Linked DNA regions of Homo sapiens: region 2 is linked to region 1. Evidence: chromatin contacts called from ENCODE Hi-C or POLR2A ChIA-PET data. All regions are on one chromosome and are shown on one strand. Each heading gives the region's core, a stretch centred on a gene start or an enhancer-like site at or near the end of the contact. The rest is flanking DNA. Distances are from core to core; before and after follow the strand shown. Region 1 overlaps LINC01805 (long intergenic non-protein coding RNA 1805). Region 2 has its middle 14 kb from the start of LINC01800.

Region 1 (6,974 bases), core at 1,526-4,025:
CTGCATGAATAGACATAGATAAGTTTCAAAAATGTTGATTGAAAAAGAAAGCAAGTTCCTAAAAGATACACATAACATCAAAGTCTTGATTTAAATTTAAACATAAAACACTATGTATGCTATTTTACAGCATAAAAGCGTGCATGGGAAATATCATATACTAAACTTCAGGATAACAGAGATCTCTGGCAAGGGACTTAAGGGTTAGGAAACTGGTCTTATCTCTGGGAATAGAGATAAAGGGAAGGGTTAAAGTTGATTAATGGACGAGAATCGGGCTCCATGCCCTCCATCCTGCTGAGTATGGGTGGAAGAGAGATCTGTGATCCCACCCAACTCTGTCCTCCAGGTTGGGTGTTTGCCAAAGATGGATAGCCTCTATTTTCCCCGCGAGTGCTTTGTTTGGATCAGTGTTCCAGGTGACACAAGGCCCTTCCTCCCCTGTAGCTCCCAAAGGAGTTCCTGGAGTGGGCTGAGGCAAGGCTGAATTTTGGGTTGTACTAAGGTATAAAAGAGAACTGATTAAATCCATGCACTAAGGAACTCGAGGTGGCGGTTCTCAGCTCCTGGCTGGTGAGCCTTCTCCTTACTTTTTATCATGAGGTTCATATAAATAGCAAAGGCATGTTTTAAAATTCTGAATCTGACATATTTTTATCCCCACAAAAATCTATTTGTATTTTTTAGTTTTATATTACATAATTAAAAATAGAAATTAAATTATAAAAATGCAAAAAGCCAAGAAATGTATTTTCTCAGATAATAGATTATAATATAAAACAATACAAAAAAGGGAAAAATGTCTCCTACCCCAAATACACAATTCCACCTTCTCAGCCATTACCAATGTTAGCATCTTGATAACATAAAAATTCCTGTGGTGTATTTTTTTAAGGTATGAAATGGGTGTCTCCCTATGCTGTCCAGGCTAGAGTGCAGTGGCCAATCCCAGCTCACTGCAGCCTCAAACTCCTGGGCTCAAGGGATACTCCTACTTAGCCTGCCAAGTAGCTGGGATTACAGATGCACGCTACTGAGCCCAGCTACTTGTGTGTGCGTGTGTATTTATAGACTTTTTTTGCCTATATAAACATATATAAACATTTTTAACATTAAAAGTAAGTAATACTATTAATATTACTTCATGACTTGCTTTTTTTCTATTGGACAGATGTTAGGTATCTTTTTCCATGTAAGTACTATAAATGAAAACCGATTGAAGCCTCTTTAGTGGCTGTATTGTATTTAATTGAATGGAAATACCTAATTAATGTAACTAGTCTCCTATTGAGGCATATTTACGTGTCAATTTTAGATATAATAAATAGCATTGCAACATTTACACCAGTGCACGTTTGAGGATGTGTGCCGCCACTACCTAAAATGGAAATTACAAGATCAAAGGATGTGAATATTTTGGATGATCTACACTTGAAGTTCTTAAAACTAGGTGGAATAAATTGCCTTGTGACTGTCAGACTATAAAGTCAGTACACTATGGATTAAAGCAGAAATTCATGAAGCCATCCTCAAAAGAGTTGGAATAGATCTTAATATGATTAAAGACACAAACGTATCACACTGAGCGATATGTCACTCAGAAAAGGGTTCGTCAACAATGGAAGCATGAAAAACAGAGAGTAAGAGAAGCAAACACAGCATGACCTTGTCCAAGGAAGAGAAAAATGTGGCTCTCAACCATGTGATTAAACTGGTCTTTTTTATTATTATTATTATTATTATTATTATTTTACAGTGGAGAAGGAAGCATCAAACTTTTATAGCTTGACGACACTTCAACTGACTCTTCCCACACACTAAGCTACCTTCTGAAGATTATTCCTCTTACTCTCTGTTTTCCATGCTTCCATTGCTGATCAACCATTTTCTGAGTGATATATCGCTCAGTGTGGTATGTTTGTATGTTTAATCATATTAAGACCTATTCTGACTCTTTTGAGGATGGCTTCATGTATATCTGCTTTAACCCATAGTGTACTGATTTTATAGTCCGACACTCATAAGGCAATTTATTCCACCTAGTGTAAGTACAGTTCTATGGTAAGGAACAGTTAGAAGTGAACTATGTAGGGCTCCATGTATACACAGGTATATAGCTCCTAAATGTAATGTTGAGTGGAAAAGTTGCTAAAGGGTACACACACTATGATACTTTATATATAATGCCTGAAAACCTGCAATATCATTGATCACTCAGGGATATTTATGTATTTTATCAAAGCATGAAGACATACCTGAAAATGATAAACATAAAATTCAGGATGATGGTTTTCATTGGCAGTGGATCAAAGAGGGAAGTGTAATCACAGAAAGGTTACACAAGAGGCTTTATAAAGTTTTACATGTTTAGACTTGATGGTAGATACATGGATGTTCCTCGTATTACTCTCTGGGCCTTTTTGCTCTTTTGAATGTTTTCATAAAGAAAGAATAAACAATAAGAAGGTTTAGTCTGGCAGGAGCATAGGATGTGAGGCGGCCATTGGAAGAGGTATGGTAGAGCGGGGCAGGGTCAGCTCAGAAGGACCGTGCAGTAGCTTTGCACCTGAAGATCCCGAGAGGCCCCTGAGGAGGTTTAGCGGTGGTGTGGAGACTGTCTTGGAGGCGGGGTGACGAGTCAGATGGATGCTGCACGACTCAAGTGGGAGACAACAGTGAGTGGGCTACACTCGGAATACAGAAGAAAGGACAGAGTGAAACTGTCAGCTCATGTTGCCTCAGTGCTTCCTCCTTTCTTTCTCAGGCTCCTTTGCCAAGTGGCTTCTGGAGAACTTCCGCTAATGGGAGGCACTGTGAGAGGATGGAGCGGGGAACGAAGAAGCCTGGGTATTCCTTCCTCTCCCCATTTCTCTGCTTCCAGTGGCCTCTCCAACAGGGACTGTGCCTCCTTCACATCCACCTCCCGTGAGACAGCTCCTCTGCCGGTGCAGCCAGTTCTCACCAGGGAGCCCTGGCTTCTGGGCACGGGTAATAAGTTTGTCCCATCAGCCTAGAGCAGGTGACAACTTCCAATTGTTGCTGATGCCTGGGTCACATCATTGACCCCTGCTCTGCATCTCAGCTCTTCCAACACCCTGGTAGCTGGTTCTCTGTGTTAAATCTCCCGTTGATCTCTGTCTGGACCCTGACTGAGACATACACTTTTTGGATGCTTTATATTTTGTCTTCTGTGGGAAACAGAGGCATGGTGGCTAAATGAGCAGGGCTGTGGCCTCACAAGTACTAAGGCAGCTAGAGGCTACTAGAGGCACCTGAAGCTCTGACTGAGGTACTTTCTTCACAAATGGTGGAAACTCCTGAGAAGACATGGCTTCTTCCATGGATATCAATGACTGCCATCAGGCCAGCCAGGCAGACTCAGTCATCAATTGGGCCCACCATTAAAATCAGCTTTCCTGTTTGAGGAGACGCTAATTCTTCTTTGGAAGGACACAGCAGCAGTGGGGAATCAGGGTGAGGACTAAAGCTTTTACAAAGCAGTTACTTTTTATGATTGGTCTCTATCATTTATTTATTTTTGAGACAGAGTCTTACTCTGTCACTCACTGCACCTCTGCTTCCTGGGTTCATACGATTCTCCTGCCTCCTGAGTAGCTGGGATTACAGATGTGCCCGGCGAATTTCTGTATTTTTAGTAGAGATAGGGTTTTACCATGTTGGCCAGGCTGGTCTGGAACTCCTGACCTCAAGTGATCCGCCTGCCTTGGCCTCTCAAAGTGCTGGGATCACAGGCGTGAGCCACCACACCCGGCCTGATCTCTACTATTTTTAAAAATTATTTTTGTGGTTACAAATTAAAACACATTTATTTACGCCTTTTGGAAAATATAGAAAATATATTTAAATTAGAAACAACAACAGAACTCTCCAGGAGTTTATCTCCCCTTATGAAGGGAATCAGTTTACATTAAATGAAATCTGTGAAACAAATAACTCGGATCTAAAATATTTTGCTTATTCCATCTTCTGTTGTAAGTCATCTGTTTTTGCTTATAAGGAAGCTGAAGTGAGAACCTAATGAACTAAACAAAAAGCTTTTGACAGCTGACTATTGGAATGGGGTGAAGGTCTCGAATGAGGATAAACATGTGTGCTGATATCCATCAAGATACAGATTTCTCTGTTGTCATTAATTATGAAGGGATAAGGACACCATTGTTGTCAAATTGTTTTTCTGCAGGGCCTTATCCATGTAAAATGTAAACCTGTTACATCTGCATGAATTGAAAGGCTTGTGATAAAGGCTTAGCCAGTCATGAAAGGTAATTTTAGCAGATGGTAATGGCTCAAAAATTACCTCTTATTAGTCACATGAAGATATATACATATTAAGTTCAAAGCATTTTTCTTCTTCTTTCCCTCCTTTCCCTGAGTTTCTCTTCTTTAAGACCATACTATGTGACCTCTGGTGTTTTAGGCAGCAAACACCAGCTCAATTATTTTCCTTTTGCAGTGGCTTTAAAATAAAGTTCTTCTGACAGTTTATAAACCTAATATTCGATGAGAAGTTTTGTTTCTTCCACAGTGGCTAAAAAAAATATTCCAAGCTGAAAAACTGGCTTTAGAAAGTGGTGATCACACCAAAATACTCCCATGATTTTCAGGGTAGCCAGTAGGATGTCCCCGAAGTAGTTCCTCTCCCCACAGCACCTGCTCTCTCTGTCTCTCTTGCCCTTTCTTTTCCCTTCCTCATTCTTTCTTCCAAGCCTGCCTTCTCCCAGCCTCCCTGCACCTGAACTGGCTCTGGTTCTCCTACTCCTCCACGTCCACCGTTAGACTCACCCAGTGTGTATACTCAATCCAAACCAGCAAGGCAAGTAGCTCGGACCTTAGCCAAGTCAGACTACCTGTTTTTCTGCAGGCATACTCTTGGTGGGGGTGGGTCTCAGGACATCTATATAGTTTTTATTTTGTTTTATTTTATAAAAAATGGATTCATCTCTCTCCAGACATAGTGTTGGGAAAATTACTTGGGAAAAAAGAATGCTCATGGACATTTCCCCCTATTAATTCACGCAGTGCATTCCTCTTCTTTTTTATGGCTGCATAGTATTCCTTAATGGGGTCAACCACAATTTTTTTTTTGAGGTGGAGTCTCGCTCTGTTGCCCAGGCTGGAGTGCAGTGGCGAGATCTTGGCTCATCGCAAGCTCCGCCTCCCGGGTTCACGCCATTCTCCTGCCTCAGCCTCCCCAGTAGCTGGGACTACAGGTGCCCGCCACCACGCCCAGCTAATTTTTGTATTTTTAGTAGAGACGAGGTTTCACTGTGTTAGCCAGGATGGTGTCGATCTCCTCACTCATGATCTGCCTGCCTCGGCCTCCCAAAGTGTTGGGATTACAGGCGTGAGCCACCGTGCCCGGCCCACAATTTTGTTTTTTTAGCTAATCCCCATGTTGATTAACAGTAAGGCTTCTCTACTGTGTTTTGCTATGACAATAATGCCAGGATTTCTCTGTGAATTTGTCTGGAGAGTTGGGTAGAAAGTGAAAGGAAAGGTGCGTAGTAAGTTTGAAGCATGTCAAAAGGTGGGCAAGTATGGTTTTGGCTGTGATGATGATTTTGGCTGGTCAGAGGGCACCTGCAGAGTATAGCTAAATTCCTTGAAGATGGGGTGGGGGCGAAGGAGGAAGGAAGTAGAAAGGGCAGCTGAGGGGATAGGACAATGCCTGGATGGATGAGCAAGCTTTGTACTTGCCACCATCCCACTCCTTATTAGGCAACCAGTGCTATCTCTCAACTACCAAAGTGGGGTTAGAGAGGCCCAAAGTTAACTCATCTTTTCCCAGTCTAATACTTTAACTGCTGGCTCTTCTGTGCCTTAGTTTGGGAAGGCAGACTGAGATCAGCTTGTGGAAGGTCTTTAGTTCCCTACCAAGGGCTCTACAGCAATAGGGAAGACAGTTAGTGGACTGTGCTTGAGTTGAGACTTCAGTTCTCAGCTCAAAAGTTTGCTTTGCAGTCAGGAGTGGTGGCTCACACCTGTAATCCCAGCACTTTAGGAGGCTGAGGAGGGTGGATCACCTGAGGTCAGGAGTTCGAGACCAGCCTGCCCAGCATGGCAAAACCCCGTCTCTACTAAAAATACAAAAAATTAGCCAGGAGTGGTGGTGGGTGCCTGTAATCCCAGCTATTCAGGAGCTGGGGCAGGAGAATCGCTTGAACCCGGGAGGCGGAGGTTGCAGTAAGCTGAGATCATGCCACTGCACTGCAGCCTGGGTGACAAGAGCAAAACTCCATCTCCACAAAAAAAAAAAACCCAGAAAGTTTGCTTGCAACAACTCAAGTGTTCTTGGGAGATAAACAGCACAGAAAAGCCAACCTTGAGAAAGAACATAATATATCACCTATCTGGTTGTGCTTCAACCTAATTGTGTATCTTTATCTCCCAGGGTAGCTCCATTCTATTCATTGAACTCTGTCGATATTCTTTATGCTCTTTAACTGTCTATGACTATGTCCCCATAGCACCCCCATCCTCATAGCCCTGCTGGCTCCTTTGCCTCCCGTTTACTGTGCACATTCATAATGCACACTTGTAGCATCCAGCATGGCTTCTAAACACAAATATAACTTGTCCTCCAAGCTTGACTTCCTCTAAAGCATTTAAACCTTATGGTTACATTTTTTTTCTTCTTCATAGAATCTTTCAGTCATCATTTACTTGGAAACACTTGTTTCCTACAAGGCTCATTTTGCAAACAGCAAAGCAACTCCAATAATTGTAGCAATATGTAATCTGATATAATATGTATGTATTAAACTACATGTTTATCTGCAGTCTAACACCGGCCCCCAAATAACAAAATGCTGCAAATTTTAAAATTTTGCAGAGTACATTTGAGTCTCAAATTTATGAATTCCATTTTCTTTGCAGGGATGACGAAAGCGGAAGGCTTTTATTCCCCTTCCTTCTATTGTTGCTCACCTTTCAGTCAAAGCATGGGTCTGCTT
Region 2 (6,974 bases), core at 3,246-5,745, 370 kb before region 1:
AAAGCCTTATGATGCTAACCTCAGAGATCCTATCCATAAGAACAATGGGAATGCAAATGGTCATGTGTGGCTTTTATTTAGCAAGCAGCTACAAGGAAGTGTGCCAAGTGCAGCCTGATTAATGCTTAATTATATTTCTGTCAGAACCTGGCATGTAATTTTTGTTAACCCTGTGATGGTTTCAGCAAGAGACCAGGCCACACTTTCCAGCGGTGGTGTTTTCCAAGGAGGTGAAGCCCATGCAGGTGGCTCCCTCTTCTCTCTCTTCTTTCCAAGTGACCCTGGCATAGGCAGACGCTTCCCTCTGAGCCAGCCCATCCCTGTCTCCCTTTCTGTATGGACATCCTTTCTTCCTCCCTCCTGGCAGCAGGCTGAAGCAGCAGCATCGGCACACAGGAAACACACAGCCTCTCACCCTGGCCCTGCTGGGGATCCATTAGGCCAGGCTGCCCAGATCACGGTGGCGAGATTGGAGACTCAAGTTGGGGTGGCGGCTGTGAAATCGAGCACGCCTCCCAGGCTGCTTCGTCAGAAGCCATTTAGGCCTAACTGACTTAGAAAAGGGAGGCTGTTCTGGGAATCAAAATCTAGCTTCCCAGAGTTTTCTCTGCACTGGAGTTGGGGGCCCAAGCCCCAGATAATAGTGTTACAGACATTACATGCCATTTGCTCATGGGAGCCTTCTCAGCACATATATTCCTTGGGAACCTCACGGGACCAAACTGCTTGGATTCAACTCCCATTTCCTAATCAGTTGTGTGGCCTTGGGCAAATTACTTAACCTCTCGGTGCCTCAGTTTTCTCATCAGTAAAATGGGCGTAAGGTCATTGTCTTAATAAATTTACACACGTACAGCACTTTGGGCCACAGTTGGTTCATGGCTAGCACTAAACTAATGTTAGCTGTCGCCACTCCCACCTAAGGCCAGTCCCTCCAGGAACCTGACACTTTTGGTGTTCCATCTCTTCTTCTCAACCATATTCCTGTCATGGTGGGTAGCACCCCTGTTCATCCAGTTGAGCCAGCCACAAGCCTAGAGGTCACCCCACTCCCCATCCCCACAAACCGTCATCAAGTCTCATCAACCTTATTAACTTCCTTAAAAACTTCCAGATCTGTTCCCCTCTGTCCTACTCTACAACTTCTCCCCAGAGCTAGCCCAGTAGCCCCCAAGTACAACCATCCCAGCCACTACCCATTTCCACCCTGCGGCCAGAGTCCTGCTTTGAAATGCAGACCTGATCTTGTCACCCCTCCCTGGACTCGCCCTGCTGAAATCTCTTAATGACTTTCCACTCCTCTTGGGGTGAAAATCAAAACCCTAACACCATGCAGACTGAGTCTGTTAGAATATTTTTGACCCTGAGGATCAGAAACCCTAGCAAACCAGATTTAAATTACAGGCAGTTTATTAGCTTCCTCACAGGTAGACTGGATAGGGTGGGCTTCAGGCATTGTATGATTAAGGCTCTAGGAACACGTCCTGCTATTCTCTCAGCCCCGCCTTCGTCTCCAGGTGCCAGCTTTGTTCACGGTTCAGCTAGCATTCTTTTGATCAATATCAAGTGAAACACTTCCAGAGAAAAAAGGGAACATCCTGCCCAGCCATGAAATAAAACTCCTTCCTGTCAGCCTGAGTGAGCCAGCTGAGGCCATGTGCCCATTCCCAACCAAAAAATTCCTAGTGACATGCGTACACTGAGTCCTTCCATGCTCTGCCTCTGGTGGGAAATGGGTTCTTCGGGACAAAAACACATTGAAATCATGCTGAAAGATACAACTAGTATTAAAAAAGCTTTGCTTGAATGATGCACAACTCTGAAGAATATGGAAGAGATAACCATGAACCTTATAGCTCCCCACTGTTCTCAATGACGGATCTAGGATCACAGGTTCCCAGGGCCTTGACCCCATGGAGATGAGCAGCAAGAGCCAAGGGCTGGAGCACCAAGGGAGGACAAAAGGTGAGGGGCTTGCTGGCCTCAGAGGAGACTCAACGGATGTGATGGAAAAAACAAGAACGTGCTGCCGTAGCGTCTTCTGCACCCGGGCTGGGTTCTCAGCCTGCTAATTGTTTTCTTTCTGAAAATGGACTAGCCACCACAAGACTTGAAAGCAGGGACTCGAACCGCTATTTGTACATTGATAGTCACAGCAGCACTATTCACAGCAGCCTTTTGGTGAAGCCTTTTGATTCACCTTTTGGTGAAAACAACCCAAATGTCCATCTACGGAGGACTGGATAAACAAACTGTGTTGTACACATATGATGAAATATTATTCAGCCTTGAAAAGGAAGAAAGGAATGAAATTCTAACACGTGTTAAATAAAATTGATAGGCCATTTTTTTGGGCTAAGCTTCTGCACTAGGTCCCAGTAAGACCAGAGTTAAAGTCAAAATGGAGTCACCCATGCTAAAGTTTCACATCACTAAACCTAAATTATTATCTATAGTTCTGAGAAATCAGGAGAGAGAGATAACAGCCAATTTCCCAAACAGGCCAGCTTCAATCTTCAATAGACAGGATAATGAAGTTCCCTCTGCCTTAATCCTTGCACACAAAAGGTAGCCTGGCATAACCTGAGGTTCACTGATCAGTGATTTTTCTATTTTTTCGATCTCCTTGTCTGTGCCTTACAAGGAAAGTAGCTTTAAGTGACTAATACACTTGGCTCTTTGCTTCCACTCCCGCTAGTTCTTTTCTGTCTGTAAGGCCAACCTCTCTGCTCAGCTCATCGGAACATGTATTTTTTTTTTTTTTTTTTTTTTTTTTTGAGACAGAGTCTCGCTCTGTCACCCAGGCTGGAGTGCAATGGCTCTATCTCAACTCACTGCAACCTCCACCTCCCAGGTTCAAGCGATTCTCATGTCTCACCTCCCAAGTAGCTGGGATTACAGGCCCATGCCACCAGGCCCAGCTAATTTTTGTATTTTTTGTAGAGACAGGTTTTCATCATGTTGGCCAGGCTGGTCTCAAACTCCTGACCTGAAGTGATCCACCCGCCTCAGCCTCCCAAAGTGCTGGGATTACAGGTGTGAGCCACTGCGCCCGGCCCAAAACATGTATTCTGTTTTATGGAATGAAGTATTGCCCAATTTTAGAATCACAAATAAAGTCAGTTAAGATCCTTAAACTGGATTCGTTGTAATTTTGTGTTTTGACATATGTTACAACATGGACAAACCTTGAACATATTATAATAAGTGAAATAGGCCAGACACAAAAGGACAAATATTGGATGATTCCACTTACATGAGCTACCTAAAGCAGCCAAATTCATAGAGACAGAAAGTAGAACGGTGGTTGCCAGGGTTGGGATGGCAATGGGAGGCAGAGCGAGGAGTTATGCACCCAGTTTCAGAGTGTGGGATGGTTAAAAAGTCCTAGCCATGGCGTGGTGGCTCACGCCTGTAATCCCAGTACTTTGGAAGGCCGAGGTGGGTAGATTGCTTGAGGTCAGGAGATTGAGACCAGCCTGGCTAACATGGTGAAACTCTGTCTCTACTAAATATACAAAAATTAGCCAGATGTGGTGGCATGTGCCTGTAGTCCCAGCTACTCGAGAGGGTGAGGCAGGAGAATTGCTTGAACCTGGGAGGCAGGAAGCTGCAGTGAGCCGAGATCATGCCACTGCACTCCAGCCTGGGCAATAGAGTGAGACTCTGCCTCAAAAAAAAAAAAAAATTCTAGTGCTGGAAGATATTGATGGTTGCACAATGGGAATGAACTTACTGCCACTGAATTGCATCGCTGGGAAATGGTTAAATGGTAGATTTTATGTTATGTATATTTATCACACAGAAAAAAATAGATCAGCCAGATGTGGTGTAGCCCCAGCTACTTGCGAGGCTGAGGCAGGAGGATCGGTTGACCCCAGGAGTTTGAGGTTATGGTGAGCTATGGTCGTGCAGCCTGGGAACAGATCGAGACCCCAATTCTAAAAAAAAAACCTTATGAACAGTAGAGGGGCAACAGGCGAGTCTCAAAGAATAACTATTATTGATTGATTCACCGATCTGGATTAAAGACATTTTTAGTGAAATACTTTCATTAGATCTTGCGATGATGATAATGCTCGTTCCCAGGCCTCCCAACGCACGGAGTCCCAAGGCAGCGTGTGTGAGAGTGAGCTCCTCTCAGTCCCTGCACAGACTAATCCTCAGTAACAACCAGTCCCTCTGAATCATGGCAGGCTCTTTGTGAGATGGGCGTTTCCTCCTTCTGTTCTCTGCAAGGAGGAGGCTGGGGAGTGGCAGGAGGGAGAGAGAGGAGGTGGAGATGGGAATTTCCTCTGGCCAGGCAGGAAAATACTGTGAGGAAACCAAACTGTTCCCATTCATGGAAAATGTCCTTTCCTCCCCACTTCATGTTGCCAGAGGGTTGTTGGAGCAGCTGTCACCAGTTGGGTGTGACTCATTAGTTTATCATCTCTCCCCACCCCTATTCCCAACCCCCTCCCTCCAAACCCACCCACCCTGAAAATGCCTGAGCACAGTCTACTATTTTAAGAACTGAATTCCCTGTCGGCATGGCAACTTCAAGGCTGTACCTCTTGTTAGTGACTGCCTGGATGGAAGAAAAGCCACCTTTCACCAGGGCTCCAGCCAGCCTACAGCCGAGGTTAGACCCAGCCACAGGGTGTCTGTCAACCTATTCTTTTTTGTGTGTCTGCTTGTTTTACAACCCTTCAAAAATGTAAAAACCTTTGGGTAAGAACAATCCTAATGACACTCATCAGATCCCAGAAAAGGTGTTGGTTGATATGGACAGCAGGACAGTGGCCAACTCCCCCGTGGAAAAAAATAAAATTACATTAAACATTTGAAAAAATATGTATAATGATAGAACCATTTTTAGCTTGCTGGTCAAACAAAACAGGTCAGGACCGTAGTTTTGGGTTTTGGGGTTTGGGTTTTTGATTGGTTTGTTTTTTTAGAATTTAAAGAGAGTGACAATATGCCTTCATGTTAATTATTTAGCAAACAGCAATACAAAATCTGAATTTTAATTCCTCCATTTTTGATTAATGTGTTTATCTTACAAAGTAAATGCACAATAGCAAAATCATATCTTTAACGTTATTCAAGGGCCATCTTTTAAATCTGTGGAAGAAGTCTGATTAAACCGTTCCCAAGAACCATAGTTTACCCAACCCCTGCTGCAAGACAAAAGCAACAGGTGTCAACACTGTATTTCTCACTGTGGACATTTGAAAGGTTGTGAGGAAGAGGAGGCTGCTAGGGGAGAAGATGGGAAAGGGATTGTGGAAGAAGGACAATATGATTGATTTTTAAAATTTCCCTCCAAATCTACACATTTTTATTATACTTTAAAGATTGATTTAGATTCTTCAAGTACTCCAAAATTAAAGTCTTCAGCTATGCCACCTTCCCGTACCCCAGATAATGATTGAGGCTCACAATCTACGATTTCCACTTGTAGAAAATGACATTTACTGCATAACCTCTTCTCTTTCTCTCTTTTTTTTTTTTTTGCAAAGGCCAGATTTCCTTCAGACATGTTGAAGAAAGGATGTATTTTTAATGTTTCCCTTTTCTGTTTGTTCTCTGAATTTTTTATTTTTATTTATTTTTTGTCACAATCAAGATAATTTTCAAATAAAAATTTTTAAGCATATTTTAAGCATATGCAAAAGTAGAAAGACTAATGAAATAACCCCTCATGTACCTGATACTCCTAATTTATATTTAAAGGGCTTTTCTGTGTAAATTAAAGAAATGGTTCTACTTGCTTAAAACATGGATTCAAAGGGAAGAAAGGCTGAGCACACGTGTAATCCCAGTTACTTGGGAGGTTGAAACAGGAAGATTGCTTGAGCATAGTAGGACTCCATCTCTATTTAAAAGAAGAAAAGAAAGAAAGAAAGAAAGAAAAAGAAAGAAAGGAGGGAGGGAGAGAGGGAGGGAGGGAGGAAGGGAGGAAGGAAGGGAACAATACCTCTGCAAATGGCATTTGTACAGAATCCAGTTCTAGGTCATGCCTGAAGTGCTGGGTGCAGGTGAAGGTGGGAGGAACATCTGTAGGTAAGAAAGGGGGACCACTCTTTGATGGTTACCATGGAGACCACTAGGCTAAGATGGTTGAGGTCATTTATGGGGCAGTCAGGTTACTGCTAATGGACTCTGGGTCAGAACTGTAGGATAAACCTCACTGTCTCTGAAATTCCCTCACCTGCTTCCAATAGTATTATCAATTTGAGGATATTCTCATTCTGAATTTCTAGGGTTTGATTAAAATAGAGACAACAAACAAGCAAAACGAACAAGCAAAACAAACAAAGTGTTAATCTGCATACTCACTTTGAGGAGTTCTGGGATTTCTGGGATTTTATAGTTGACTACTTGAGTCCTGTTTACAACAGTAGGGCCCCTAAATCCCCAGAAGAAAGTCCTAGGAGGACTCATGCAGGTCTTGGGGTATTGATCCTTATGTGAGGATGCTGAAAGTATAGCCAGTGACATGCAGTCCAGAAGAGCAGGGAATCTAGCTAAGCCAACAAGATTTGGAGAGTTGGGACTCGCTTTACCCCTCCTGAAGGAACTTGATCCCAGTGTAGAATATCCATCAATTGCCAATGTCCAGGGTTACTTTATACAACAGATCATTTGCTATAGGGCAGATCAGTAAGAAGTGTAACTTTGGCATGGCACTGCCTGGACTCAGGTTCAATCTACAACATATATTATTTCTACTGTGATGTACTCTCTTTAAAAAAAAAATTGTTTTTAAAGAGATGGGGTCTTGCTATGTTGCCCAGGCCGGTCTCAAACTTCTGGGCTCTAGCAGTTCTCCCGCCTCGGCCTCCCAAAATGCTGGGATTACAGGCCTGAGCCAATGTGCCCAGACTGATATACTGTCTCTATCACCTACAAATATGGTTGGCCAGGGGAAGGATGTCTAGTACTCTCAAAGGGCAGGTACACAGGCAGAAGCAGGCTGGGATTAGTCA

The links. A loop is a pair of places that touch in the nucleus more often than their neighbours do. ChIA-PET counts read pairs that join two places held with the same protein, here RNA polymerase II (POLR2A). Pooled maps may share reads with other maps.
Region 2: a loop to region 1 is called in a map of GM13976, with 2.3 times the contacts of the local background. The contact joins two enhancer-like sites. A Hi-C loop is called at or near these places in 6 of 168 maps with a recorded cell type or tissue (GM13976, Ramos, esophagus squamous epithelium and 3 more) and 3 of 50 pooled maps. POLR2A ChIA-PET finds 5 or more read pairs at or near these places in 3 of 52 experiments (Caco-2, OCI-LY7 and activated naive CD4-positive, alpha-beta T cell).

What each region holds. Positions count from the first base shown.
Region 1 is chr2:64,500,897-64,507,870 of GRCh38, reverse strand. LINC01805 (long intergenic non-protein coding RNA 1805) reads right to left here. Exons shown (of 3, transcript NR_147011.1): 3 at 6,967-6,974. Among named protein-coding and RNA genes, the nearest start is that of LINC01805, 18 kb to the right of the region's middle. Within about 2 kb of position 2,775, at least 2 of the 41 ENCODE cell types and tissues checked have a DNase peak (open chromatin) inside an H3K27ac peak, as active enhancers do.
Region 2 is chr2:64,873,777-64,880,750 of GRCh38, reverse strand. No RefSeq gene overlaps it. Among named protein-coding and RNA genes, the nearest start is that of LINC01800, 14 kb to the right of the region's middle. RefSeq lists a silencer at 4,512-4,718. Within about 2 kb of position 4,495, at least 8 of the 41 ENCODE cell types and tissues checked have a DNase peak (open chromatin) inside an H3K27ac peak, as active enhancers do.